Regions from separate parts of the Homo sapiens genome. Here region 1 is linked to region 2. Evidence: chromatin loops called from intact Hi-C (ENCODE). Cell type or tissue: Panc1. All regions are shown on one strand. Each heading gives the region's core, and the rest is flanking DNA. Links, peaks and the distances in the headings are about the cores only.

Region 1 (12,992 bases), core at 1,782-9,781, 290 kb after region 2:
GGAAGCCTATCAGATTAAACTGTCCTCCAGCTATGACAATAATTTCCTGAGTCTAAGAGTGAGAGGAAGACTACCTGATCATGCATCAGAGTGGGAAAACTGACCTTCTGAAGTAGAAAGGCTGGGAGATGCAAGCACTATCAATGTGCCATTGTATTTTTTGTAAAATGAATCCCCACCAAGAATCACTTTGAGAGGCAAAGATAGTACTCCTTCATACTTTCTAGAAAGACCCCTGAAGTGGGATAACTGATCAATGTGGCCACCCTTCCTTGGTACTAATAAACCAAAGCAGCCACAGTGTGCTCAGACATCTTTTGTGTTATAACTGAAAGGCAAAGCTGCACCAAAGGGCCAGGGCATTTACTGCCAAAGTGACCTGACAAGGCCGTGCATGTGTATGCACATTCATACTCATGTCTTAGTCACATAAAGAAGGGTCTGCCAAAGAGTCTGCAGGGCAGGGAAGCAGGAGGAAGGTATTTACCCTAAACTAATCCTGAAAGGAGCTATGAGGTTCGTAGAATCCAAGCCAAATCCTGACCCAGGTCCTGGAAAGTTCCTATAATTGACTTTGTGCCCTGGTTGTAGCTGACACACCTCCTTCATGTGGGAGTAGAGAGTCAAACACATATGCAAGGATCTCTTGTGCAGGTTGTACTTACCCTGCTATCTGTCAGCCTTAGGGTTATTTTGAGCAATAGCTCGATAAGCCACTTGTGCTGTCTGTCCCCTAAAAGACAAGCTGCAGGGACCTCCACAAGAACCACAGTATTTGCAGGAGATGAGGCAGGGCCTCAGGAGTCCATGAGTGGCTGGGTGGACAGGCTGAGCATGCTATGGTTTCTATTGCTATTTCCTGCCTTGCAAGTCAGCCGCAGTCAGGCATAGCTCTGTGGCTATATAACAGGCTGAGGGCTCAGCAGACCCGGTGGAAGAAGGGTCCAGGCAGAGTGTCTTTTGTTCACTAGCTTCGAGAGATATGGGGAAGATCTGGATACATGGGGCTCTCACAACTTCTGCAGTACCTGATCCCATTAAGGGGCCAGAGTAGGAAAGTAGTCATCCTTGAAGAAACTTCAAGATAAGTACCCCAGGAGATTAGAGCAGAACGCTGCTACAGCTTTCCAAAGGCAGTGCTCCACACCAAGAGCTGTGCGCCAAAAGAGAAAGGCTGCTGAAGTTGCCTAAGTCAGTCTCTAGGCACCAAAGTCACTGAAAGATGAATGCCAACCTCTGCTTCTCTGAAAGTCTAGGAAAGGGGAGTCTGACGCCTTCCTTGGTAAACTGTCTTAAGGGTTGCAGCACCAGGAATTTAACCCTTATTTCTAACCATTATTTTTGATAAACATGCATACCTACAGAGAAAAGTCATCAGTAGGCCCTTTCCTTTCAAGGTCTCTCATTTCCCCCAGACAACCCATCATTGCTCAATCTTCTTTAGAATGTTCTTTTGATTCTATCTTGCTGACATTATATTTAACATCAGAAAAGAGCTTCTTTCTATAAGTCCCAACAGTTCCTTACTCTCACAAGAGAGCGAGAAAGAATACATAGTCTACACACCTTTGATGGTGGGGGGGACACTTTTGGTTGTGCTGAAGGTATAGGTTTCTGAGAAGGGCCCTTCTCCAGCCTCGCTTGCTGCCTGGATTCTGAAGGAGTAGCATGTGAATTCCGTCAGTCTCTGGACCTTGTAGGTGTGGCTGGGTCCTCTGTAGATTGAAATAAACCTAGAAGAAGGAGCAGAATCAATTAGCCATCTGAACGTCTACTAATGACAAGAAATTAATTATGATGCAAACTAATGGAGCAGATTAGGCCAACCTGGTAAACGCTTTCCATACATTCTGAATTAATAATCAGCCAGTTGCTACATTAGGGTTAAGCTTAATGTCTAAATGTATGTTTTGATAAAAGAAAAACATAAACTTAAGCACATATAAAGACTGGAATGAGACTCCTTTAATTAGGATCTAGATTCTAGAAACATCAGTTGCTCATGTTTTTATTTACTAATAAAAAACAGAATTTTCAAATTTTTCATAATGCTAATATCTATAATCTGGTAGTGTAAACTAATCTTCTACTATGTACTAGGCAATGAAGTTAATGTTAACAGGACACCTGAGAAATAAGGTCCTCTTTAGCCAAATTTTGCAAATAACTGCGGTTTGGCCAGAAATGCTTTTAATTTTAACTTTTATCGATCTTACCAAGAGCTTTCAAAGCCCCATTCCTCAACTGCTAAGGAGATATTTAGGATTATGGATCGTTGAGAACACATGTAAAAAGAAAAAAAAATGCTGTGTTCAGAATCATCCATCAGGTTCATCAAAATCACAGACAAACAGCACAGGTGGGCTGGACAGTTTGGACTGGCAGCTTTTGGCTCCTTCCCCCATCGGATCCAGGACTATTTTACACTTCTCTGCTAATTAAGATTTCCATGAAACGTTAAGCATAACAGGCACACAGATAAACAAACAAGGCCTTATGTTTTAGGTGTTTTCCCCCAGGGTCTTGAAAACAACGTTTTCACAATAAAAACATATTTGAGAACTACAGTATGCTGTCATCTTTTTAAAAAATATAGTTTAACTGTAAAATTTTGGAAATAACATAACTTCCCATAAGTCATCCAGGATCTTTAGTAGATTCAGTATTTGAATCCTGCTGGTCCAGTGGACACGCTGAGAACCACTACATAAGTTAATCCAACCACAACGCCTTGTTCCTAGACAGACAGGCCAATGGATTCTACATTTCCAGGGCTTCGTCACAGCATCTGAGGACAATCCACTGTCTTCAGATACTGGAAGTTGGCCACTAACAAAATCATAATCCAAAATGTCTGACTCTTGGGCCAATTTGGCCTAGGGGTAAGCAGAATTTATGTATTCATTTAGCAAACATTTCTTGAACATCTGCTGTGTGCTAGGCTCTGCGGATTTGAAAGATGAATAAGACCTAATCCCTGTGCGTTAGCTGGTCCTGAGTGTGGGCAAGGTTTTCTGAAGCAGGGCAGCAGCTTTTCCATGTGCTGGAGCACAGTCCCTCTGGATGGATGAATGGATGGAAAAATGAAGAGATACAGATCTAAAACATTTTCTTTTCTTTTTCTTTTCTTTTCTTTCTTTTTTTTTTTTTTTTAACAAAGCCTGTCAGAGTCAATGCTTACTTTAAAATATCCACGTGTGTATTCATCAGCCTCTGCAATCAAGTTCCTGAGCCCTGGTCATTTCACCTATTTAGTGTTCTGTCTGCTTTGCTGTGTAAGGAAGTGCCTTTTATTAAAGGCTGAACATTTTTAATTTCAGGGAAAGCCAGAGTCCAGGCTGAAACCCACAAATACCATGGCAACCTATTTAGCACTCTTGACACATTACTACCCTAATGAAGACATCCTTGCTAATGCCAGAGCCAAACAGCTATTTATTAACTCAGCCTAACCTAGTCTACAATCTCTAACAGGAGTAATTGCCCTTAATTATATCACAAATTGAAGTCATGGTTTAAGTAGTGAAAGTGTTACATCTTCATTACAAATTTGCCATAAAGCTCAGTTTTTAAAGGAGTTTGGAGAGGACTACTAGGAACAGTATGCTTTCCTGCCATGCCACAATCTAAGGAGAGTATTTCTTTTGGAAAATAAGTTCAATATATATTTGGACCCAGACCCAATTATAATATAAGCAATAGCACTCACAGTCACAAAGAAATTTACTGAAGCAAATTCATTACTCTAAGTTTGTAATCTAAATAGAACAGATAACATACATATCAATTTAAAAATACATCAAAATCTTCTGTTTCTAGACTATTGTGTTCCTTTAACTTCTTGTTTTGCTCTTGTACTGGAGAATTTTATTAACTGTTTAAAATTGCATTCCAATTTATGAAAAACATAGTGGAAACAGCTGATAGCAATGAGAAATTTAAAATTTTATTTATGTCTGGAGACAGTGTTAATTAGAATTACAAAAATGACCCCATTTGTGTCTAGAAAAAAAGTGGGAGTGACCTTGAAGACTCTGGAGGAGACATGACTGCAGAGGATTTCAGCTTTACAGTTCAATCACCTTATTTTCAGTGAAGGCGGAGTTAGGCAGCTCCAGGAGGCCACCTTGGAGCTGCAATTCCCCATGGAGAGGAACTTGGGAACTGGCAGCCAGGTGCTCCCAGCAGAAGGGAGCTGAGAAGAGGAGGGAAAGGGGTGGTTCTTTCTTCCTTCAGCCTTTTCTAGAATAAGCATGCGTCTAAGCAGTCCTCTAATGTAGCCCACTGTCTACTCCGGCAATAATAAATCATGATCTGCTCGTTGCTCTGATCAAAGCCATCACTGCTTTGACTGGCCTGCCTTCCCCAAAAAAGGGCATGGGAAGAAATTATGAGAGGGGCATGGAGAAGAGCTCTTTTATTTTGTTCTCAGAATGTGTATGGAAATAGCCAAAATAGATGGTAAGTAATTCCTATGTCATGTAATTAACCAGATACTGAGCCTTCAGGAGGGAAGGAGACGATGGGCATGACAGAGGCTCTTTCCTGGGTGAAACAAGTATAAGGTGGGAAGGGGAGACATAAGGAATCCTAAGAGCTTTGGGTGAAACAGCCCAAGGCAGGAAAGCATCAAGTGTCAATTGGGCCATCTAGAAACACTGATGTACCCTGTCCTTTTGGGGCCTGTGCCCTAAGATGAACACACAGGCCCAAGGTCAGAAGGGCTGAGCAATGATGCAAGATGATCATAGCTAATGCCTTCTGAAGACTTTCTCCAGTCATCTCACTCTGAAGTGTGACCAAGAGCCACAGGGAGACATTAAAGACAGAGGTAGCAAGTTGGCACATTATTAAAAAGCTGACACCTTCCTCACTTTAAAGGTTTTCCCTACCCTTTCCTCTTCTTAAGGAAATAAAAGAGGTAAGAATAGAAAGAGAACTGCAAGAATGAAACCATGACATGAAAGGGATGAGAAAGACTTGGTACCAATTTTTATACTATGAAAATCATTTATCACAGTCATTTCCAATTTCATGTCATTTTACTCTCTACAACAAAAAAATTCATTAAATACATAAGAAAATAGATTCTAGTTAAACTTCTTCTATACCCCCTAAAGATCTGGGTACTTGGTAGGCTCTCAGTAAATGCAATTTCTGAGACTGGAATTGGCTCTGTAGACTATGAAACACCAGCAAGTAGTTTAGCCTCTTCGTGCCTCAGTTTTCTCATCTGTACAATCAGTGAAATGATGGAACCAACCTCAGAGATATTGTGAGGTTTAAATGGGTTAATAAAAGAAAACTGCTGGCCGGGCACAGTGGCTCAGGCCTGTAATTCTAGCATTTTGGGAGGCCGAGGCGGGCGGATCACAAGGTCAGGATTTCGAGACCAGCCTGGCCAGCATGGTGAAACCCCATCTCTACTAAAAACACAAAAATTAGCCAGGCGTGGTGATGCGTGCCTGTAGTCCCAGCTACTCAGGAGGCTGAGGCAGGAGAATCGCTTGAATCCGGTAGGCAGAGGTTGCAGTGAGCCAAGACTGCCACTGTACTCCGGCCTGGGCAAGAGCGAGACTCTGTCTCAAAATAATAAATAAAATAAGTAAATAAATAAAATCAAAGTGCTTAGGCTAATCCTGATATATAATAACTCAATATGTGTTAGTTATAATCATCTTAATGCTGTGAAGACAGAATTTTTAGAAAGGACTCCCTGTGTGTTCTGAGAGACCACGGACATCACTGCTAACACAGATTTTTTTCTAGGTGGAAAGTCAGCCGCATGGTAAGAGGCAACCCTGCAGAGCAGGCTGCCATGTTGGCCTCAGACATGAGCTGTGGGACTACATCTGTGAGGCTGTTTACTCTCCCTCAGGCGGGTCCTGCCAGTGAAGTACAGGCAGAGACGCTTCCTTGGAACACACTGGTGAGGTCTGAATTTGACGGCTCACATAAAAGCCCCAAGCTCTGACACAGCAGGCCTCAGATAACTGTTGATTCTAAGTTTCTTTCTGGTAAACCCTAGCATGAAATGTACATGCTGACAGTAATGTCTGGTTCCCCTTGCTCCTCCAATATCAGACAATAAAGACCTACCAAAACATAATAAAAAGCACATATGCCAACACAAGAATAATATAATTCCTCTTTCATCCCAGTTCTATAATTATTTCCCATCATTCCAGGAGGCAAAATAAGAGAGAATCTTCCTTCTTCGGGGCCAGTGATTTATGGCCATTTGTATGGTGCTCTTTCTAGGAAGCTCTGTAGGTTAACACCCCTGTGGCTAGAACCACTCAGGGAGAGATTACAAATATTCATCAAATATTTGTTTTACAAAGACTAAGTTAATTTTTTTCTTGCTCCTATATCTTTTTTAAAAGACAACTTAATTTCAGAATTCATTAATAAGTAAGCCAGAGGCCTTTTGTGATGGAACTAAATATACCAAGCATCCCAAGACACAATGATTGAAGACTACACATTTTAAATGCAGATAAGGATTCCAAAGAGCAAGGCTTTGCCATGAAGAGGAGAACAGCATTTGTCGAGCTTTCCTAGTCCTCTTCCTCTTATATGTAGAATGACCAGGGTCAGTGCTTAGATTCCACCTGCTTATGCACCACAGGCCCTAGGACATCACACCACAGCCAGAAGGCAACAGAAGGGTCCTGCTGTCTTGAAGGTGCTGATCACTACTATTAATACTTCAGTGTGCATTGCTTCAACCCTGGGGAAGGGAGGAGATCCCTGGAGTAGGAAGAAAACAACTGGAAATGGGAGGACCTAAAGCAGCAGGAAATGGTGAAAAACTCTCACTAAGCCCTCAATACCTTGGTTTCTAACAGCGAGTGGGGCTCAGGAAATAGGGATGCACTCCACGAGGAGTCACACCTGCTTAACCCTGGGCTGCTCCCCTGCTCTAGGCTGCTGAGAAGGACTGGACCATCCTTCACTCCCCTCTGTAACTCTGACACTGTCGGTGGAGGAAGTGGAGCACAGGGACTTGGACCCAGGAAGACCTGTGCTCTAACCAGCTCTGCGCTTTACTGCCACATCATTCACCCCTGCTAAGTGTCAGTTCCTCCCATTTGTAAAATGGGCACAGCATCTACCTCGTAGATTGTTTTAAGAGTCAATGCAATATTTATGTTGGTAAAACCTCAGCACTGAGCCTAGGACACAGTAAGAGCCTGGCATATGGCATTATCCAATGGCCCCAAACTCTGCACCAGGAAGGCCACAGGTCACCTTTTGGGGATCTGAATTGTATCCTGAGGACCTCTGGCTCCCAGTTCCTGCTATATAGGCCTCTCCCCAGGCTACTGGGGTCATTCACAGCTTTTGACCCAGCAGGAACATGTCCATCTAAATCTGTGATGTTCTGTTACAGCCTATGCCAGACATTTAGTTCTCCCCAACATAAATCACTCATCTAATTTGGTGGCCAAGGAATACAAATAAAATGCTCACTTTGTTATTTTCATGACATGAGCACGCTTGCTGACAAAAGCAACAAGGAATAATGTATATATAGCGGTTCCTGGAACATACCATATGCTCAATAAAGTCACTGAGTCATTTTAGTATGAGTTCAGGCTGAGGCATATGTAGCTACAGGCAACCCTTATGGTACCACAGGAGCCCCAGCCCACGCTGGCAATATCTCTGAGGGGTCTTCTACTCTACCTCCATCCCCTGCTGCCTGTGCCCATGAAGCTTCAGAGGCATCAGCTCCATGACCCAGGCTCCTGTGAGGACCAAGAAGAGGACAAGCACAGTAACACCTGTGGGGCTCCACTGTGCAGGGAGTTTGGATACAACACACTGGGTGATGATATAAGCTCTGCAGTAAGCTGGCCTGGGTCTGAGTTCAGGCTCAACAGTCTGGTAATGGTGCGTTCTATAACCAGGTAAGTTGTTTCCTCCTCTGTAAAGTGGGTACGATAAGAGTAACTACCTTGTAGCATTATTGAGAGAATTAAAAGGGATGATGAAGGAAAACACTAGACAATGCCTAGCACTTATTAAATGTTCCATAAATACTACTGTTTTTAATACTATGTAAATATTATTGTTTCTAACACGAGTATTATTAACAAAGCACCAATGCTCATGAGTCTGTTTTACAAGGTTGGAAAAGCTGAAGGAGTCCTCAGAATGGCATCCCTCTCATTTTCACTCCATGAGGTTTTCTTGAGTTGGAGAGAAGAGCTGGGCATGTGACCAAGATCACCCTGTCCTGGTGAGTCCAGGCTAAGAACTGTTGCTGCAAACACCAAGATGGGGCAATGCGCCCAATCTAGGCACTGCCCATAGCGTCGGGCATTTTTACTTAGAGAGAAGAAAGATGGGGAGAAATGCTCTCCTACACTAAGAATATTTACTTGGAAAGGGGAAATAAACTGGTTAGAAGGTTGGGTGGGTCATTAAAAGTTTACAGTCTAAATGAATTCTTGATGGCTCTGCCCATAACTTGTTTGAGCTTTGACTGTAATATCTTCTTGAAACAAGACACTCGGATGGCAATAAGCACGCATGAGTTTTAATGTTGGTGATTTACCAATGATTAAAGAAACATTCTGCACAGTCAGCCCTCCATATCCCTAGGTTCCATATCTGTGGATCAACCAACTGCAGATAGAAAATAATGGGGGAAAAAAAGGATGCTTGCATCTATACTGAACATGTTCTGCTTTTTTTGTTCTTATTATTCCCTAAAGCATAACAACTATTTACGTAGCAATGGCATTATATTAGGTATCATAAGTAAACTAGAGATGATTTAAAGTATACAGGAGGATGTGCGTAGGTTATATGCAAATACTATGCCATTTTATATAAGGGACTGGAGCTTCCATGGATTTGTGGGGGTGGGCAAGGGGGGAGGGTGTTGCCCTGAAACCAATCACCCATAGATACTGAGGAAACAACTCTGTGTGATACTATAATGGTGGAAACACGTCATCATACATTTGTCCAAATCCATACAGTGAACAACACCAAGAGTAAACCCTAACGTAAATTATGGAATTTGGGTAATAATGATGTGCCAATGTCTGTTCATCAGCTGTAACAAATGTCCCACTGTGGTGGACGATGCTGATAATAGAAAAGGCTGTGCATGTGTTGGGGTAGGTGGGATAAGGGGTATCTTTGTACCTTCAGCTTAATTTTGCTGTGAACCTAAAACTGCTCTAAAAAATAAAGATATTTAAAAATGAAAAACAAAGTTCTATGTGTTTGTGAATACCCAATGACTGCTTATTTTATTCTGCTTGCCGGTCAGAGTACTCCATGGCGGGACAGAGCAAGCTTTCAAGAGCAAAAAGATACACACAGACCTTAGCCAGAATGCAGAGATTATTACCTTCACTGTAAACTTGAACAAGTCACATAACTCTCTACGGCTCAACTGCCAGACAACAGCTGTCTTGTTCACTTGGCAGGAACTTTTATGAGATTGAAGTAAATTCTATGACTTCTTATTGAATATGCACTAGAAAGGCAAACAACAGATTCTGGGCATTTTCCAGAAATTCTTGGGGAAGACTATACTTTTAATTTCAGTATTTTAGGCTTTAACATTGTGAAAGTTGATTTTTTGCACTCAAGTGCAACTGAAGGAAGAAGTTCCATCATGTTAAATCTTTAAATGTTCCTTTATTTTAAATCACTATAGGGGGAAATGTAATATACATGAAGAATTTAGCTTTAGAATGTTTCTTTAAAACAGTTTGATTTTGAAAAAAAATCCAAGAATGCTCTAACTGGCCTATAACTTAAATTTATGATGGAAAATAAGAGATAATGCTAACGTTTCTATATTTACTACCTTGTTATCTTATAATCCCTAGGCCAACTACAGGCTCACAGCAACACATTAATATTAACTCCTCAAAATGCTCTAACCTGCTGACCTAAAATAACCTGTAGTCTACTAAAGGCTGCAAATGGTACCTTTCAAAACATGTTTCACAATATCACAAATCAACAGCTCAGCAATATTCATTAAAAATGACATGTCTTTTTTTTTTTCTTAATTTCCCTGGGCTCCATGGATTGTGTGTATGTGTATGAATGAGAGAGAGAAAGAGAGAGAGAATTTCGTATGTTACTCAGGTGGCATTTGGGAACGAACGGTGCTCAAAATAGAAATGGATAGTATTCGCCCTCACTCTGCCAAGAACACAGAGTCCGACCATGTCTATGGAGAAGCAGATGGCATCATGTGGGGACACCTGAGGCAGGGAAGGTGCAATACCTAAACTGATTTTGATGTTGGCAAGAGTCCCCGTTTACCGACTAAGCATGAACGTGCCAACAGCTATTGAGAAAAGAGGTTAATTTCCTAACCCTCTGTCCCTGGCTGTATATGGACCTTTTTTGGCTTGTGAGTGATCAGGTTGTAATACTGTTTCATTAATGGGTGGAATTTTTTTATGCTCCTTTTCTAAGAGATAAAATTTCACTATACCTATTGATGGTGGAAATTCTTTACAAAGAATAAAGGAATAAAACAAAAAAAAACTTTTTTTTCGGTATACTTTAGACATTAATGTATTAAAATGGAGATTTATTTATATTTAAAAAAAGGATGACTAGAATTTCTAAAGACCACCTGAAAAGCTTGCAATCTCCCACTCTCCTACTTTGCTTTCAAGTATATGCAGTGAAATCTTCAAGGATACTCTTCCCAGAGTTTTCCAAATTTCTATTTGCCTACTAATGTTTTAGTGGCCTTGTTTCAACCTGAAAAAAATGCTATCTAATTCCATTCTGTTATTTTTGTTTTTAGTAAATGAGAGGTAAAACTGTAATCTGCCTTCTATTTCTGGTCCAATTAAGATCTCAAATAGTTCATTTGCCACCTCTCACCTCTGTCTGTGCCTGGATATTTTAGCCTAAGATTGACTAAGCTACTCGGTTTCAAAGGCTAAATTGTTATGCTCCTTTTCTAAGAAACAAAAATGTTACTTTCTTTTTTTTGAGATGGAGTCTTGCTCTGTCGCCCAGGCTGGAGTACAGTGGCGTGATCTTGGCTCACTGCAACCTCTGCCTCCCAGTTTCAAGCAATTTTCCTGCCTCAGGCTCCTGAGTAGCTGGGACTATAGGCATCTGCCACCATGCCAGGCTAATTTTTGTATTTTTAGTAGAGACGGGTTTTCGCCATGTTGGCCAGGCTGGTCTTGAACTCCTAACCTCAGGTGACGCATCTGCCTCGGCCTTCCAAAGTGTTGGGATTACAGGCATGAGTCACCGCATCTGGCCAAGAATGTTTCTAAAATCTTTTTTTCCCCAACAATTAAGGACTGAAGACAGCTATCATTATTTGCATTTTGTAGTAGGGGAAATTAAGGCAAAAAGAAGTGAAGGGATATGCCTCTAGTCACCTAGAAACCCAGCAACAGTTCTGAGATTTCAACAGAGATTTGATACCCATGTCGAGAATCATGATAGCCTGCTGGTGGATGTCATATGAAAATGTCATTTATCAAACAATGATGATTATATGGATCGGGGACTAGTCAGAGAAGCACTGGAAACAAATCCTGAGGGTTTCTTAAGGGCCTGGCCCTGAGCTGGCTGCCTCACATCTGTTTCATTTAATTTGGCAACATGGTCTGATAAATGTAAGCAGGAGTTTGTTCTATAATAGGCATACGCTGAGAAAGCTCACACCTCCTCAGTGCCCATATATTCCAGACTTTTTTTTTTTTTTTTTTTTAAGAGTCTGGGTCTCACTCTGTTGCCCAAGCTGTAGTGTAGTGGTGCGATCACAGCTCACTGCAACCTCAAACTCCTAGGTTCAAGGGATCCTCCCACTTCAGCCTCCGGAGTAGCTGGGACCTAGTGTGTGCCTCCATGCCTGGCTAAGTTTTTAAAAATTGTTTTAGAGAAAGGGTCTCACTATGCTGCTCAGGTTCCCGACCATTTTTATTAGTTGCCTAGTGTGTATTCTTTCAGGGTTTCTATATGCAGATTCTTTCTGTCCCTCTCTAATAGCCAACAGGCAGGCTCCCTGTAAACATGACAAAGCCACTCCAATTTTGCTGGCCAAAAGGAAAAGTGTCCCGGGCACAAGGGCTGAGTTAATGGAGAGCAAGTGGTAATTATCTGCTCTATTAGATCCCTCTTCCTCCAGCCCAATTTCATGGGAGGCTTGGTTTATAAAACACTGGCTGTCTGACTAAACCTCAACAACAGATTAACCATAAATGCATTCCTGGAATTTACGTTCTTCCCGCCTCAGTGTTGTGTAAAATTATCAGGGAACACAGACCCACAGGGGTCAGGACAGGAAGCAGCATCAACTCCGATTCTGTTAGGGCAGCATAACATTTCATTTAACACAGATAAACGCATCTTCAAAGTCATCGGCACAGTGCTACAATCTTAAAATGCACAAGCTGATCCTGTTATTCTAGTGCCTGTATGAGGTTAATGCAGCTTTATGGAAATGTTTACTTTGGAGATATATTTTTCTTGTATAACACGGGAACCAAAGACATTCATATCTTCTGTGCTGGATCTGTTAAGAATAATAGACTTAATCACTCTAAGGCCAAACTAATTTAATTTTTGTTTTGCTGTCTGCTGTCTGTTTTACTGTCTGCTTATTGTTTGATGTTAATTTATCTCCCTTAGCAAGATAAGCTCTCATAGATAGTCCACATACCTCATAAGGCCCAGCACATAGTAGTAATTCAAGAAAAAAAAAAAATCGATGATTGAATGATCATAATCTTATCATTGAAATGAACTTAGTTCTATAAATATGAAGCACTACTTTAAGGCTTGCTTCCTGCCTTATATATGTGGCTTCCACTTATAAATGTGGATGGGGAATCTTCAGTATCATAAGCCAGAATAAATGGGAAACAAATGTCCTATCCCAGGGGGGTAGAATCCTTTCAACATAGCAAGTCCAGGTGATCTAGATGAATTCTAGGTTGATTTGCCTTGAGCCAAGGGTTTGGGCAAGATGC
Region 2 (12,992 bases), core at 1,722-9,721:
TTGCTTAATTTAGGTGCTCTTGTAAGAGCTCTTAGCTCAGCCAATTGAGCGCTTGTGTTTGGGGAGAGTGACTACTGCCTCTCCTGCTTTATGTACCTCTTGCTTCACTGGCTGTTTGCCGGCTAAGAGCTCCCCCTAGAGGACAGTGATCCTGCCACATTATGTGGGGTGTAAACAGTTAAATTATTTCCTAGGGTTAACTAGGAGGCTTTTCTGACTAGTAGAGCTACTATGACAATGGCTTGGAAGCATTTGTAAATAGGTCCTCCTAACCACAACTAAGGTTGAGAAAAATATTGGATTAGAGTTTTTCTTGAAATGCCCCTTATAGTTGCGCTATAGGAAGAGAGGAGGCCTGGCTTAGAGAGGAGAAAAGAGAGAGACTGGGTCTAGTGTTTAGAAGGAGGTCTGCTTCCTTTTCTTCAATGTCCAGTATCACCTGGGGCTCCTATGCTATGATGGCAGTTTGAGCTGCTGGAGCTGAGGTTTGGGCCCCAGGACCCATCAGTCCTGTGGGACCATCTGTGAGACTGGCTCTGAACCCAGTGACCTCCATATCTGGGGACAGTTCTGTCTCCACTGGTTTTTGCCACTGGATGGACAGGGTTGAGGTGGCTTCGTCTTGCTGCCTGGGCATTCCTCTTTAAAATACCCTGGCCTGCCACACTGATAGCAACTAATGGATGCATCTTGGGGCTCCTGGACTTTGCCAGCCTGCAAAGCTGCTGCTAGAGCCTTTGTCCTTCCCCTGAGCTTTCTCTCTTTCTTTTGGGCCTCCTCCTGGTCCCTATTATAAAAGACCGAAGTGGCCCCCTTCAGGAGGTTCTCTAAGGTGCTATTTGGTCCCATAGCTTGCTTCTGTAGTTTTCTTCTAATATTGGGAGCTGCCTGTGTAATAAAACTGTCCTTCAGGATGAGCTGTCTCTCCACTGAATCAGGGGATAAAAGGAAGAGTGTTCTATTAGTGCCTCTATCAGCCTTTCTATAAAGGCCACAGGATTCTCATCTGGCTTTTGGTCTATTATAGACAGTTTAGAGTAATTGAGAGGTTTGGCCCTGGTTTTCCATAGGCCTTCTAAAACGCGTATTAAAAAGGGCTTCCTGGCCAGGTGCGGTGGCTCTCACTGTAATTCCAGCACTTTGGGAGGCTAAGGCAGGCAGATCACCTGAGGTCGGGCGTTTGAAACTAGCCTGTCCAACTTGGTGAAACGGTACTCAACATGTAGGCAATTATAATGCAGTGGTAAGTATTTGTAGATCTAATACTTGGTGAAACTTGGTACTCAGCACTGTAGGCAATTACAATGTAATGGTAAGTATTTGTATATCTAAACATAGAAAAGGTACAGCAAAATATGATACAAAAGATTAAAAAATGCTACCCCTGTGTAAGGCACTTACCGTGGAGCTTGCAGGAGTAGAATTTGCTCTGGGTGAATCAGTGAATGAGTAGTAAGCAAATGTGAAGGCCTAGGACATTACTATGCATTACTGTAGGCCTTATAAATACTGTACACTTAGGTTACACTAAATTTGTTTTAAAAATTAAGTAATTGCACTACAATGTCACAATGACAACAATGCCACTAGGTTATAAGAGTTTTCCAGCTCCATCATAATCTATGGAACCACCCTCATATATGTGATCTGTTCTTGAGCAAAATGTCATCATGCAGCACCTGACTATATGTAACAAGTATGTGTGTGCCTGTGTGCATGTGTGTATGTATATATACATGCTACATTTATATACACCTGATATGTGCATGTGTAATTATATATGTAACAAGTATGTGTGTGCCTGTGTGCATGTGTGTATGTATATATACATGCTACATTTATACACACCTGATATGTGCATGTGTAAATATATATACACACATGTAGCAGGTGTATATATAGGTAGCATATATATATATTTGTATATATATCTATATATGTGTGTGTGTGTGTGTGTGTGTATGTGTATGTGTGTGTAGCAGCGGTTTTGTGCTAGAACCAAGAGCCTGGAACTGGTACAATGAAAATATTTTACCCGAAAGGTATGCTAAGTAAAAGTCCCAAGTTTCACACATTTTTGAGGATCAAAGTGAAGAACTCAAAGTGAATTATTAGGTAATCATATCTACTTCTTCCTAAACCCTCCATCTGATTCTGTGCTAAAATTTAATAAATACCAACTGATCTTTCCATCTCCATAAAATTCTTTGAGTTAACGAAATCCTACTTTCTGGTTTCTGAAGGATGGTATTCTGCAAATGTAAAAGTTTCCCTTAACCTCCAAAAAATAATTGGGTTAATCCAGCTACCACAAGTGTGAAATTGAGAAGCTGCTTGCTAAGATTGAATTTAATATTGTCACATGTCATCTGAGAGCTGCTTGTCTGATCATGTTGCCACTGGACAAAGTAAGCCTTACTACAAAGGATAAAAGAATGATTATTTCAATATCCAGTCATAGTTCATCATCAAACTCTGAGTAAAATGGAGAGAAAAAGACGTTTTATCTTATATGACTATGCATTTCTCTGGGAAGTCATTTATCTGGTTACTATCTAGGAGAGCAAAGATAATGGGAAAAATCTTCCATTATTCTCAACTATAATTTTAAATATGAAATTTTCATAAAATAGGTTTTTGGTTCTTTTAAAAGCCCTCAATATAAGAAAATGAAATATTAGAAACTTATTTTATAAAATATATTTGTGAACCATAAAACCCCATATAAAACGGAAATTATTATTACCATTAACTACTGATGCTTCTAATGTTATTCTCTAATGGTTAAAAAATGACTAGAATTTAGAGTTACTGCCAATATATGGGGAGGATTTTATAAAAATAGCTTTATTCATTTGCATGTTAAGCAAGAGTGTGATTACTGATGGCCGTAAGAGTCCCTTGCTGCTTTAAGCTCTGCTCTGCTGCTGACTCTACATGTGTAGCTTTGAGAGGTCCTTTAGCCCCTCCAGCTTTCCTCATAGTCAGGATGTGGCTATTGTACTTGATGATATCCCAAACATGCTTCTGATTCCAACATTCAATGGTTCTGTGATATTTCTACCTTATTAGAAAAGACATTCACTTTAAAAGTATAAACGCTGTAGTAACTTTTTTCTTTCATTGTTTTCAATAAAAGTGTAATGGAAGTAAACTGACAAGTTTAGGAGGCTTTCAGAACATAAAGGAGAAAGGCTGACAGCTCTTGAGAACCTCTTTGCTTTCAGCTGAGAGCAAGTAGAGAATGCTTGCTCTCTGGCCCTGAATGTCATAATATTATGTTCAGAATCATTGAAATGTCTGACAACACTGTTGATTAAAAATGAGAATCATTAGGTCATGTCTGCCGTTATAGGATGAAGGGTAGTTTGAACAGTGTGAAAAAAACTATCCCAAAAGGATGATTTGTCTTAGACAATATTAACAAAATTTCAAATTATAATATGAATAGTAATTTATAGTAATTCACTTTTCTTATTTTTCTATATTTAGCTTTATCTTAAAAGTTCCTGTTCATTGGTAATGCTTTGAAAAATGCTGGATTTAGAATTATGGACTATCAACTAATATTATGGATGATATTATTTAGAAACCATTCTGTATGCTACACAAGTCCTTTGAAAATGATATGAGCTGGACACAGTGGCTCACACCTGTAATCCCAGCCCTTTGGGAGGCCAAGGCAGGTGGATCACGTGAGGTCAGGAGATCAAGACTAGCCTGGCCAAGATGGCGAAACCCCATCTCTACTAAAAATACAAAAATTAGTTGGGTGTGGTGGCAGGTGCCTGTAATCCCAGCTACTCAGGAGGCTGAAGCAGGAGAATCACTTGAACCCAGGAGGCGGAGGTTGCAGTGAGCCGAGATTGTGCCACTGCCCTCCAGCCTGGGTGACTCCATGTCAAAAAAATAAATAACCACTAAAATGGCTATTATTCATCTTTCAAAATCTGTTAATACCTGGAAGTTCTGCATGACCTTTAGGAAAACTACATCCACAAAACATTCCTTCTAGTTTCCTAATAAGTTTTAGAAGAAATATTACCATTCTGAGCTAAAATAGTTCTACTTCCTTAGGGCAAATTCCTCTCATAACATGAAATAGGCAAATACAATTACTCTAAAAAAAGTTCAGCCATAGCATCTTAGAGTTTAAAGGAATAACCCTTAGGAGTTCACATAATTTTTTTCCACTGCTTCCTAGGCAGATCTCATTTAGTGTAGCTGGCGTGTTGCCCTGCCCACACGAACAGTGGACTTCTCCAAACATTTCTTTAAATATTTTTCTCACAAAATGAGAAGTTGAATCAAAACGTTGGTGTTAATTCAGTGTCTCAAAGACATTAGACCCAAGGCCTCTGTCTTTTCCTCATGGTTGCTGATGAAGGCCGAAGCTATAGCCATAATGGTAATATTCCAGTTGGAGAGAGAAGAAACTACTCTTTTGTATACTAAAAATACAAAAATTAGCTGGGTGTGGTGGCATGCGCCTGTAGTCCCAGCTACTTGAGAGGCTAGTACAGGAGTCGCTATGTTTTTAGCCAGCCCATTCAGTTTTTGTAAAGCTCCATCATTACATTTTTCATCATACTGACCTAATACCTAGCTATATTTAGCTTGCTCACGCTCTGCCTTCTGGGGGGAAAATATATATGTCTGTGCATTCTCTATATCTACCTAGTATCAATTAGAGTTTTATGTTTTCCTGCATGTAACAGAAAACACGTTAACAGTGGACTTCTCCAGATACTTCTTTAAATATTTTTCTCACAAAATGAGAAGTCGAATGAAAGCATTGGTGTCAATTCAGTGTCTCAAAGATATTAGACCCAAGGCCTCTGTCTTTTCCTCACGGTTGCTGATGAAGGCTGAAGCTATAGTCATCACGGTAATATTCCAGTCGGAGAGAGAAGAAACTACTCTTTTGTAAACTAAAAATACAAAAATTAGCCAGGTGTGGTGGCAGGTGCCTGTAGTCCCAGCTACTCAGGAGGCTGAGGCAGGAGAATCGCTTGAACCTGGGAGGCGGAGCTTGTAGTGAGCCGAGATTGTGCCATTGCACTCCAGCCTGGGCAACAGAGCGAGACTCTCTCAAAAAAAAAAAAAAAAAAAAAAAAAATGCTTCCTTTTCCATTTGTTTCCTGAGCTTATTGGTGTTCCAGTTAGGGTTATTTACTGAAACTGCTTCCCTCCCTATTGGGAATGGTGTTTCTGATATTTTTTCACTTTCCCTACCTGCTTTCTTCCCTTTTGGTGTATTATAGGAGATATATTGCTCATCTCTGAAATTATCTGCTGCTTACAGAGCTACCTGCTCTTCAACTGCAGTGAGGGTCTGGTTTAGGAGGAGAGTAACATCCCTGCATGTGAGGTGAAATACCTGAGTTAAATTTTGGAAAGCTTTTATGTACCAATCATGGTTGTTAGAAAATTGGCCTAAGTCATCTTTTATTTGCCTAAGGTTTTGTTATGAGACGGGAACTTGAAGGGGGCCCAAATAAGGGGGATCCTCAAATGGTTCCCTGGAAGTTGCTTCTTTAACTTTTGGGGAACTGTTTTCCCTGGGACTGCCCAATATGATTGCTAAAAGAGCTGGGTTGATCTTACAGTGCTTGGCAAAGGTTTAGTAAAAATGCCATGCCCTTGTATAAAAGAAAATGAGTTGCTTTTCTCTTTAAAGTCCTTAGGTTAAGGAAGTGTTCCAGTGCTGTAGAGTGCACTCCAGAGGGGTGCAAGCTGAAGAAAATCTGTTACCCATCTAGAAAAAGAAGTGAGAATAAAAGCATCCTCTTAGTCTCCTTCCTTTCCGTATGACCTAGGGTGGAGGAAAAGACAGGGAGTGTTCGACTGTTTTCCCTCCCTGGTTCCTGGGTTCTGCCACCAAGTTAAATATGCCGCCCATGGTTGAAGACATGGTCCTCCAAGCCATGGAACTGGATAAACTAAGTGATGGGACTAACCGTGCTTTACTGCGCAACCTTAGGTCATCCACCTTCTGTGATTTCCCTTTGACTTCCTAAACCTGTGTGATCTGCCTGGCTCCCCAAAAAACGTATCTCCAGAGAGACTGTGTCGTCTTTGAGCAAGGCTCCTTTAATGGAGGTAGTGTGCTAGATTGCCTGCTATTATGCCCCGTGCTAAAGCATTTACTCCTAGAAAAATGGTTCTGGTTAACTTCCGTACTTAAAATCCCCTTACTAATTAAGTACTGTCTTGGAGACAGAGTAGGTGCCTTAAAAATACATAGGAACCGAATGGCCGTTTTCCCTGCTGATGGGACGCATTGAGACTAAAATTTGGCCACAGAAGACATCTTACTCCTAACTGTTGAAAACAGAGCTCTCCTGTTTACACAAGTAGCCTAGAGCCTGATTTTTAGTGGTGTGAAAGGAGATTGCAGTGTACAGCAAAGGACCAGCAATATGTCCTATGAAGAGGATTTCTATTTCCACTAGGCGGCGCTGTTGGCTTAGAAATACCTTGGGCTCGCCAGAGGATTACTAGCCGGTAATCTCACTGTTGGAGGTGGAAAAGGGGAGAACTCTGTTCCTAGAAGGTTGCAATGGCATTTTCCTGAGCTATATCCCAGGTCTACAGCATTTCCTGATCTTGCCTAACAGGATTACTTCTCTAGGCTGTAAAAATTCCCACACATTCAACACACAGAAAGTAAGAGATCGCAGACAGAGAAACCAGGAAAGAAGGAAGGTTTTGCAACAGGATAGCCGGCAGACAGCCTTGAGATTAAAGGACAGATCTGAGATTGAGATTTGCTCCATACTCACCGCTCCGATGAATGAATTCCTGGCCAATGCACCAAAATGATACGGCTCCGATGACTGGAGGAACACCAGGGTCCTTGGTCTCGCACCAGTTTAGATAAAATGACACAGACACACATGTAATGGTTTTAAGGAGTGGAGAGTTTATTAGGCAAGAAGGAAGGAAGAAGAAAACAGCTCCCCCATACAGAGACAGAGGGAGGGGGGATTAGAACAAACAGAAACTTGGTGTGTGGCAGAAAAGTGGTTGCTTATATTGGGATGCTGCAGGGGGCAGTGTCTGGTTTGCATAGGGCCCAGGGGATTGGTTTGACCAGGTGTGTCATTTATGTAGCCTGCAAAACACCTGGTCCACCCACCTTAGCCCTTTAATATGCAAATGCAGGTTGCCATGATGTTCTGAACACATGGTGTTATCCGGAGGCAGCCATGACACGTGGCACACACCGGGACAGGAAGAAGAAGGCAGGAGTTGCCATATTGGGTGGACAATTTCTAATAGCCAGCATTTGCATATCAAAGCTTGCCAGACTGGCCCTTCAAGTCGTTTTTCTGTTAGAAAAGAAATGGCTTGGGTTCCAAGAATAGAAGCAGCTCCAGTCTACAGCTCCCAGCATGAGTGACACAGAAGATGGGTGATTTCTGCATTTCCAACTGAGGCACTGGGTTCATCTCACTGGGACTTGTTGGACAGTGGGTGCAGCCACGGAGTGTGAGCCAAAGCAGGGTGGGGCATCGCCTCACCCGGGAAGCACAAGGGGTCGGGGAATTCCCTTTCCTAGCCAAGGGAAGCTGTGACAGATGGTACCTGGAAAATCGGGACATTCCCACCCTAATACTGTGCTTTTCCAGTGGTCTTAGCAAATGGCAGACCAGGAGATTATATCCCGCGCATGGCTCGGCGGGTCCGACACCCATGGAGCCTTGCTCACTGCTAGCACAGCAGTCCAAGATCAAACTGCGAGGCAGCAGCAAGGCTGGGGGAGGGGTGTCCACCATTGCTGAGGCTTGATGAGGTAAACAAAGTGGCCAGGAAGCTCGAACTGGGTGGAGCCCACCACAGCTCAACGAGGCCTGCCTGCCTCTGTAGACTCCACCTCTGGGGGCAGGGCATAGCTGAACAAAAGGCAGCAGAAACTTCTGCAGACTTAAACATCCCTGTCTGACAGCTTTGAAGAGAGTAGTGGTTGTCCCAGCATGGAGTTTGAGATCTGAGAACGGACAGACTGCCTCCTCAAGTGGGTCCCTGACCCCTCAGTAGCCTAACTGGGAGGCACCTCCCAGTGGGGGCCAACTGACACCTCATACAGCCAGGTGCCCCTCTGAGACAAAGCTTCCAGAGGAAGGATCAGGCAGCAACATTTACTGTTCTGCAATCTTTGCTGTTCTGCAGCCTCTGCTGGTGATACCCAGGCAAACAAGGTCTGGAGTGGACCTCCAGCGAACTCCAACAGACCTGCAGCTGAGGGTCCTGACTGTTAGGAGGAAAACTAACAAACAGAAAGGAATAGCATCAACATCAACAAAAAAGACATCCACACCAAAACCCCATCTGTAGGTCACCATCATCAAAGACCAAAGGTAGATAAAATCACAAAGATGGGGAGAAACCAGAGCAGAAAAGCTGAAAATTCTAAAAATCAGAGTGCCTCATCTACACCAAAGGATCACAGCGCCTCGCCAGCAACGGAACAAAGCTGGATGGGGAATGACTTTGATGAGTTGACAGAATTAGGCTTCAGAAAATCGGTAATGACAAACTTCTCCCAGCTAAAGGAGGATGTTCGAACCCATCACAAAGAAGCTAAAAACCTAGAAAAAAGATTAGACAAATGGCTAACTAGAATAAACAGCATAGAGGAGACCTTAAATGACCTGATGGAGCTGAAAACCATGGCACGAGAACTACGTGACACATGCACAAGCTTCAGTAGCCGATTCGATCAAGTGGAAGAAGGGGGTCAGTGATTGAAGATCAAATGAATGAAATGAAGCAAGAAGAGAAGTTTAGAGAAAAAAGAGTAAAGAGACAAACAAAGCCTCCAAGAAATATGGGACTATGTGAAAAGACCAAATCTACTTTTGATTGGTGTACCTGAAAGTGACGGGGAGAATGGAACCAAGTTGGAAAACACTCTGCAGGATATTATCCAGGAGAACTTCCCCAACCTAGCAGGGCAGGCCAACATTCAAATTCAGGAAACACAGAGAATGCCACAAAGATACTCCTCGTGAAGAGCAACCCCAAGACACATAATTGTCAGATTCACCAAGGTTGAAATGAAGAAAAAAATGTCAAGCGCAGCCAGAGAGAAAGGTCAGGTTACGTACAAAGGGAAGCCCATCCGACCAATAGTGGATCTCTCTGCAGAAACTCTACAAGCCAGACGAGAGTGGGGGCCAATATTCAACATTCTTAAAGAAAAGAATTTTCAACCCAGAATTTCATATCCAGCCAAACTAAGCTTCATAAGTGAAGGAGAAATAAAATCCTTTACAGACAAGCAAATGCTGAGAGATTTTTGTCACCAGTAGGCCTGCCTTACAAGAGCTCCTGAAGGAAGCACTAAACATGGAAAGGAACAACTGGTACCAGCCACTGCAAAAACATGCCAAATTGTAAAGACCATCGAGGCTAGGAAGAAACTGCATCAACTAACGAGCAAAATAACCAGCTAATATCATAATGACAGGATCAAATTCACACATAAGAATATTAGCCTTAAATGTAAATGGGCTAAATGCCCCAATTAAAAGACACAGACTAGCAAATCAGATAAATCAAGACCCATCAGTGTGCTGTATTCAGGAGACCCATCTCACATGCAGAGACACACATAGGCTCAAAATAAAGGGATGGAGGAAGATCTACCAAGCAAATGGAAAACAAAAAAAAGCAGGGGTTGCAATCCTAGTCTCTGATAAAAGAGACTTTAAACCAACAAAGATCAAAAGAGACAAAGAAGGCCATTACATAATGGTAAAGGGATCAATTCAACAAGAAGTGCTAACTATCCTAAATATATATGCACCCAATACAGGAGCACCCAGATTCATAAAGCAAGTCCTTAGAGACCTATAAAGAGACTTAGACTCCCAAACAATAATATTGGGAGACTTTAACACCCTACTGTCAACATTAGACAGATCAACGAGGCAGAAAGTTAATAAAAATATCCAGGACTTGAACTCAGCTCTACACCAAGCAGACCTAATAGACATCTACAGAACTCTCCATCCCAAATCAACAGAATATACATTCTTCTCAGCACCACATTGCACTCATTCCAAAATTGACCACATGGTTGGAAGTAAAGCTCTCCTCAGCAAATGTAAAAGAACAGAAATTATAACAAACTGTCTCTCAGACCACAGTGCAATCAAATTAGAACTCAGGATTAAGAAACTCACTCAAAACTACTCAACTACATGGAAACTGAACAACCTGCTCCTGAATTACTACTGGGTAAATAAGGAAATGAAGGCAGAAATAAAGATGTTCTTTGAAACCAACGAGAACAAAGACATGACATACCAGAATCTCTGGGACACATTTAAAGCAGTGTGTAGAAGTAAATTTATGCACTAAATGCCCACAAGAGAAAGCAGGAAAGATCTAAAATTGACACCCTAACATCACAATTAAAAGAACTAGAGAAGCAAGAGCAAACACATTCAAAAGCTAGCAGAAGGCAATAAATAACTAAGATCATAGCAGAACTGAAGGAGATAGAGACACAAAAAACCCTTCAAGAAATCAAAGAATCCAGGAGCTGGTTTTTTGAAAGGATCAACAAAATTGATAGACCGCTAGCAAGACTAATAAGAAAAGAGAGAAGAATCAAATAGATGCAATAAAAAATGATAAAGGGTATATCACCACCGATCCCACAGAAATACAAACTACCATCAGAGAATATTATGAACACCTCTACGCAAATAAACTAGAAAATCTAGAAGAAATGGATAAATTCCTGGACACATACACTCTCCCAAGACTAAACCAGGAAGAAGTTGAATCCCTGAATAGACCAATAACAGGTTCTGAAATTGAGGCAATAATTAATAGCCTACCAACCAAAAAAATTCCAGGGCCAGACAGATTCACAGCCAAATTCTACCAGAGGTACAAAGAGGAGCTGGTACCATTCCTTCTGAAACTATTCCAATCATAGAAAAAGAGGGAATCCTCCCTAACTCATTTTATAAGGCCAGCATCATCCTGATACCTAAGTCTGGCAGACACAACAAAAAAAGAGAATTTTAGGCCAATGTCCCTGATGAACATCGATGCAAAAATCCTCAATAAAATACTGGCAAACCGAATCCAGCAGCACATCAAAAAGCTTATCCACCACGATCAAGTTGGCTTCATCCCTGGGGTGCAAGGTTGGTTCAACATATGAAAATCAATAAATGTAATCCATCTTATAAACAGAACCAAAGACAAAAACCACATGATTATCTCAATAGATGCAGAAAAAGCCTTTGACAAAATTCAACAGCCTTCATGCTAAAAACTCTCAATAAACTAGGTATTGGTGGGACATAACTCAAAATAATAAGAGCTATGTATGACAAACCCACAGCCAATACCATACTGAATAGGCAAAAACTGGAAGCTTTCCCTTTAAAAACTGGCACAAGAGGAGGGATGCCCTCTCTCACCACTCCTATTCAACATAGTGTTGGAAGTTCTGGCCAGGGCAATCAGGCATGAGAAAGAAATACAGGGTATTCAATTAGGAAAAGAGGAAGTCAAATTGTCCCTGTTTGCAGATGATTGTATATTTAGAAAACCCCATCATCTCAGCCCAAAATCTCCTTAAGCTGATAAGCAAATTCAGCAAAGTCTCAGGATACAAAATCAATGTGCAAAAATCACAAGCATTCCTATACACCAATAAGAGACAAACAGAGAGGCAAATCATGAGTGAACTCCCATTCACAGTTGCTTCAAAGAGAATAAAATACCTAGGAATCCAACTTACAAGGGATGTGAAGGACCTCTTCAAGGAGAACTACAAACCACTGCTCAATGAAATAAAAGAGGACACAAACAAATGGAAGAACATTCCATGCTCATGGATAGGAAGAATCAATATTGTGAAAATGGCCATACTGCCCAAGGAAATTTATAAATTCCATGCCATCCCCATCAAGCTACCAATGACTCTTCACAGAATTGGAAAAAAATACTTTAAAGTTCATATGGAGCCAAAAAAGAGCCTGCATTGCCAAGACAATCCTAAGCCAAAAGAACAAAGCTGGAGGCATCATGCTACCTGACTTCAAACTATACTATAAGGCTACAGTAACCAAAACAGCATGGTACTGGTACCAAAAGGGAGATATAGACCAATGGAACAGAACAGAGCCTTCAGAAATAATACCACACATCTACAACTATCTGATCTTTGACAAACCTGACAAAAACAAGAAATGGGGAAAGGATTCCCTATTTAATAAATGGTGCTGGGAAAACTGGCTAGCCATATGTAGAAAGCTGAAACTGGATCCCTTCCTTACATGTTATACAAAAATTAATTCAAGATGTATTAAAGACATAAATGTGAGACCTAAAACCATAAAAACCCTAGAAGAAAACCTAGGCAATACCATTCAGGGACATAGGCATGGGCAAGGGCTTCATGACTAAAACACCAAAAGCAATAGCAGCAAAAGCCAAAATAGACAAATGGGATCTAATTAAACTAAAGAGCTTCTGCACAGCAAAAGAAACTACCATCAAAGTGAACAGGCAGCCTACAGAATGGGAGAAAATTTTTACAATCTTCCCATCTGACAAAGGGCTAATATCCAGAATCTACAAAGAACTTAAACAAATTTACAAGAAAAAATCAATCCCATCAAAAAGTGGGTGAAGGATATCAACAGACACTTCTCACAGTAAGACATTTATGCAGCCAACAGACACAGGAAAAAATGCTCATCATCACTGGCCATCAGAGAAATGCAAATCAAAACCACAATGAGATACCATCTCACACCAGTTAGAATGGCAATCATCACAAAGTCAGGAAACAACAGGTGCTGGAGAGGATGTGGAGAAATAAGAATGCTTTTACACTGTGGGTGGAAGTGTAAACTAGTTCAACCATTGTGGAAGACAGTGTGGCAATTCCTCAAGGATCTAGAACTAGAAATACCATTTGACCCAGCAATCCCATTACTGCGTATATACCCAAA

Evidence for each region. Hi-C counts contacts between places; a loop is a spot of excess contacts. Peaks named below come from ENCODE experiments on the same cell type or tissue, not always from the same donor. Only the 100,000 strongest peaks of a DNase experiment are listed, where the experiment ranks them.
Region 1: it touches region 2 in a loop (3-fold over the local background); 8 of 110 quality-filtered maps call a loop at or near these places.

What each region holds. Positions count from the first base shown.
Region 1 is chr3:172,367,011-172,380,002 of GRCh38, reverse strand. It overlaps FNDC3B (fibronectin type III domain containing 3B), which reads right to left. Exons shown (of 26, transcript NM_022763.4): 24 at 1,567-1,733. Among named protein-coding and RNA genes, the nearest start is that of GHSR, 75 kb to the left of the region's middle. In Panc1, for the core only: no CTCF peak of the experiment used is centred there; no DNase peak of the experiment used is centred there.
Region 2 is chr3:172,660,476-172,673,467 of GRCh38, reverse strand. All of the region lies in intron 1 of NCEH1 (neutral cholesterol ester hydrolase 1), which reads left to right. LOC124909457 (a long non-coding RNA gene) reads right to left here and starts at 7,009. Exons shown (of 2, transcript XR_007096170.1): 1 at 6,786-7,009. In Panc1, for the core only: CTCF peaks have their summits at 6,239 and 6,446 (motif pointing right); a DNase peak (open chromatin) is centred at 6,447; H3K27ac peaks cover 1,209 bases.